Linked DNA regions of Homo sapiens: region 1 is linked to region 2. Evidence: read pairs that join two places in POLR2A ChIA-PET (ENCODE). Cell type or tissue: PC-9. All regions are shown on one strand.

Region 1 (2,500 bases), 660 kb before region 2:
TATTAGTCATACTGAAAAAGAAGCTCAAAATTAGAGTTTTTTCATTGATACCCAACTAACATGCCAAAACTCAAAGAGTTGAAAAGCACTCCTGAAGGTAAATATACCCTTCTATAACCGTTATCAAATAAGACATAATTGTCTATATATTTGTCCATCTTATCCTTCCAACTTCATTTCACACTCCAGTTTTATTTGTTTGTCGAACACTAATTGTCTTTTTTTTCTCATCAGCCCTAACATATTGTAAAGTTCCATTTGTAACTACTTTAATATCCACATTATCATGCATCTTTCAGTAAAGTAAAAAATTGTCCAAGTTTCTCCATTCTCAGAGTTTTGTTTTTTGGTTTTTTTTTTTTTTGTTTGTTTGTTTTTGAGACGGAGTCTCACTCTGTCGCCCAGGCTGGAGTGCAGTGGCGCGATCTCGGCTCACTGCAAGCTCCGCCTCCCGGGTTCATGCCATTTTCCTGCCTCAGCCTCCCGAGTAGCTGGGACTACAGGCGCCCGCCACCGCGCCCGGCTAATTTTTTGTATTTTTAGTGGAGACGGGGTTTCACCGTGTTAGCCGGGATGGTCTCGATCTCCTGACCTCGTGATCCGCCCACCTTGGCCTCCCAAAGTGCTGGGATTACAGGCGTGAGCCACCGCACCCGGCCCATTCTCACAGTTTTACTACTTCTGTATGCTGACAGCCTGTCCATCTCTACCTCTAGGACAGACCTCTCTCCAGAACCTCTGATCCACCCAGCCCACTGCGGTGTAGACGGCCTAGAGCAGGTGTTATCTTGCTTAAGACTCCTTTGTTTAGAAGAATTACAAATCAGCTTAAGCTATCTTAAGAAAAAAAATTATTTAAGAACCCAGGTTTTGCTCAGAGAATCCAGAGCAGGAAGTTCAGCCATGGTTCAAGACCTTTCCCTATCTCTCTCTGGTTGTGTGCTACATAGTTGATCATCTCCACTTTCTGTGCACATTTGCCTCATTCTTTCTCCTCCTGCATCTTCCTCTGCTTCTCCTCTCACAGCTCTGGAGTTTTTACTTGTCCTATGGTTTCAACTATCTGAATCATAAATTAGAATTTCCAGTAGGAGCTGATTGATTTATCTCAGCCTTAAAGAACCCACAAGCCATTTTAAGATCTTCCCTGTGATGTGTGAAACCAGAAACTACATTTCCCAGAATCTTCTTCCTTGTATATTTCCTGGTTAGAGTTAGGCAATTGCAAGAGATTTAGAAAGTGAGATCATTATTCTCTAGAGGCGGGAGCATGAACAGATGTGAGGTTCAAAACAGCTTCCTGGCAAGCTTTTGATAATTTTCCACCTCAGTGCTACAGACTGACAGGGTGCATAGGAGCCCTGCACACAGCTCAGTGCTGTAGACTGACACTGTTGGTGGTGGCTTGCCTGACCACAGCTCCCTACAATGGTTGAATCAAGCTCTTGAGCTCTAAATCCCTACATTAAAACCTCACGCAACCTTGCAAGTGGAATAAAATACCTAAAGCAGCTTCTGTTTTCCTGGTCAAACCTTGACTGTTACACCTGAAAAAGCCAACAAACAAGGCTGCCAGGTGTGAGGTGGCTCTCAAAGCAGCTGTCTTAGTCACCCTAAACATAATCTAGCCACCCTAAGCATCCTCCTCTTGTGTTTTCTCTCCATGGTGGTGACATCAACTCTATCCAGTACCCTGAGAGGAAACCTCTCCCACATCAGCTCAGTCTCCTCAGTTCTGCCAATTTTATCTCCTAATCTGTCTAATATTTTTAGCTTTCTGTCCGTCCTTGGAAACAGCCTTATTATCTTTCCTGAACCCTGATAGCTGCCTAACTAGCTCTTGATCTCTGCTTATAGCCCCCTGAGCATCATTTTTTCAGGGATTCTTTCCAAAAGGAAAATCTGATTAGGGAAGGCCTTCCCTCAAATAAGAGTCACTCATATCTGAAAGTTATTTAACTTGTTGCAGGAGACCATCCCTGTGCTTCTGCCTACCCACCCATCCTCATGTCAGCATTCTCTGACTCCCATTTTAAACTCCAGCATTGCCATCTGGATTTCAGCACCAAGCTCTTGCTGAACCCACTGTCAGCTGATGGACCTGATAACTTCTACTTTTTAAGACTCAGGTTGGACATCACTTGTTCCAGGAGGCTTTTTTTTTTTTTAAGATGGAGTCTTGCTCTGTCGCCCAGGCTGGAGTGCAGTGGTGTGCAATGGCACAATCTTGGCTCACTGCAATCTCTGCCTCTCGGGTTCAAGCAATTCTCCTGCCTTAGCCTCCTGAGTAGCTGGGATTACAGGCATGCACCATCACATAGGGCTAATTTTTGTATTTTTAGTAGAGATGGGGTTTCACCATATTGGCCAGACTGTTCTTGAACTCCTGACCTCAAGTGATCCGCCTGCCTCGCCTCCCAACGTGCTGGGATTACAGGCGTGAGCCACCGCGCCCAGCCTCAGGAAGCTTTTGATGATTCACTCAGGTTGAATGCAGTTC
Region 2 (2,500 bases):
TTGCTTAAGGCCAGTTTTAGAAACCCGTGAATTCAGAAAAGTTAATTCAGAAATTTGATAAACAGAATTGTTATTTAAAAACTAACTGGAAAGATTGTTAAGTTCTTTCTGAATTATTCAGAAATTATGCATCATTTTCCTTCAAGAATGACAGGGTCAGCATGTGGAATTCCAAGATACCTCTTGACTTCCTCTCAAGCTCCGTGTTTGGTCAGTGGAGGCCCATCCGAGCTCAGCACTGAGAAGTGTTAGTTTCTTTGGGACCCATCTACCCTGACCACATCATGATGTTCATCTGCAGCTGTTGCAAGGTGTTCAGATTGTATAAACATAAATGTCACAAAAACTTTAAAAGAAGTGCAATTCTCAAAAGGTTAGGTGGACTAAAGCATTCTGTAAAGCAACTGCTAATAATGAGCTTACAGTGGATTTGAATTTGAAAAATATAGTAACAAGCCTGTCAAATATCTGCAAGAACTATGGAATAAAACTACTGATGCAGTGAAGACAGTTGAAAAGATCAAACAAATGCCAAGCTATATTTATAATGAACAAATTCAAGAAAAAGGACTACGGAAAGTTCAGGACATCAAAGAAGTCAGGCAAAACTCATCTTGACCCCTGTTGCAGGCAAAGGAACGCAGCTGGAAGAAAAGATGATATAACAGTTAACAGGATGCAGACATGGCAGAGGTTTCCTAAAAATCTCATTATCTATAACCATTTCTATATTTACATTTGAAAATCTCCTTTGGAGACTTAGAACCTCTAAATTATTGACTTATTTTTTATATAAGGTCACTCCGATGAAAGGTGATTACAAAATCATCTACATTGCTGTCTACAAAACAGATAATATGGATGTTTGATCGCATCTCATTGTTAACTCTTTACTGATATGTTTGTAAATACAGAAGTGAAATGTGGACATAAAATAGTTACGCTATTTGGTTAATGGTACTAGACAACATGTAATTAATGACATTCAAAAATTTATGGCTAGTGATATATATAAAGTAAAATTTTCTTTGCAGTAAAATATGCCCTTTATTATAGAAGGGAGGATATAAGGAACCAACAGTTTGTATGAAAATAGCTCAAATAATATCTTTTATTTTGATTTTAATATTTCTTATTTTGGTTTATTAGTGTCTTAGAACAAAATGGCCTTATATAATGAAGCCTAGTTATGCTGGACTGTTTTGATCTCTTTTAATTGTTCTGACAGATAGTTGGGGATGAGAGCCGAATAAGGTTTGCCTGAAATAACTGACACTATATAATTTCTGCTTTGGCAAATACTAAGTTCTAACTTGTCATTCCTGGTAGAACAAGCTTTATTTTTCGAGCCTAGCAATGATCTAGAAGCAGATGTTATCTCAGTGCCTTTTGCAATTTGTTGTGTGGGTTTTTTTTTTTTTAAAGCCACACAATAATTTTGGAAAACAATGTATGGGTAGAACATGTGTCTGTTAATTGCACACAAAACCACTTTTAATGGGTACAGAGTTAAATTTGAAGGAATAAGTTCTAGCTGAAGTATTATGAACTCCAAATAATGCTTTGAGGACCTCCAAAGGTAAAAGTACTAATCCCTTTGGCCATTTATTGAGAGAGAGAGAGAGAGAGAGTAGGGTGACTATAGTTAATGTATTGAATGTTCTTGCTACAAATAAATGATATTTGAGCTGATGGGTGTGCTAATTACACTGATTTGATCAATACCCATTGTATGTGAAACAGTACATACACCATATTTACAATTATGTATTTAACATTTAAAATTTCTAATATAAGTATCTCTCAAACTGTGGATTAACTTCTTGATTTATATTTAAATATGAATCTTAAGCAAAACAGTGAAAATAACCATCTTGATTTAGTGTTTTTCTCCCATATGTGAATTGTATATACTTAGGTGAAGACAATAAAATCAACTGAACTGTAAGCTTAGAATAGGACTGAGGTAATTCTGCACAGCAACTTTACTAATGGTACATTGTTGCTTCAAAACTCTCTCTCTCTCTCTCTGTCTGTCTCAATAAATGGCCAAAGGGATTAGTAGTTTACCTGTGGAGGTCCTCCAAGCATTATTTGGAGTTGATAATACTTCAGCTACAACCAAGCAGAATCTCTTTTTTTTGGAGGTCCTCGAAGCATTATTTGGAGTTGATAATACTTCAGCTTCAATTTGGAGTTGATAATATTTCAGCTAGAACCTAGTAGAATCTGTTTTTTTCCTTTGGAGGTCCTCAAAGCATTATTGGAGTTCATAATACTGAAGCTAGAACCAAGCAGAATCTGTTTTTTTCTGAGGAGTATCGGTAGCATAAATGTGATTATAAACATAGTACACTTGATATATGGAGGCAGTGACAGCTATTTTTACAAAATTTAAATCTGCAAATGGATTCAACATGTTTATGGGTTATTAAAATTGTCTGATTTCTTAGGTTCTTTATAGTACACGTGTTGAAAATAAATGATTAAGAATTGTTTC

Evidence for each region. ChIA-PET counts read pairs that join two places held together with the same protein. Peaks named below come from ENCODE experiments on the same cell type or tissue, not always from the same donor. Only the 100,000 strongest peaks of a DNase experiment are listed, where the experiment ranks them.
Region 1: POLR2A ChIA-PET joins it to region 2 with 10 read pairs; 2 of 35 experiments call an interaction of 5 or more read pairs at or near these places.

What each region holds. Positions count from the first base shown.
Region 1 is chr12:68,179,902-68,182,401 of GRCh38, forward strand. No RefSeq gene overlaps it. Among named protein-coding and RNA genes, the nearest start is that of IFNG, 21 kb to the left of the region's middle. In PC-9, no CTCF peak of the experiment used is centred here; no DNase peak of the experiment used is centred here.
Region 2 is chr12:68,841,686-68,844,185 of GRCh38, forward strand. MDM2 (MDM2 proto-oncogene) reads left to right here. Exons shown (of 11, transcript NM_002392.6): 11 at 1-2,500. It also overlaps a transcript of CPM not described here. Among named protein-coding and RNA genes, the nearest start is that of MDM2, 35 kb to the left of the region's middle. In PC-9, no CTCF peak of the experiment used is centred here; no DNase peak of the experiment used is centred here.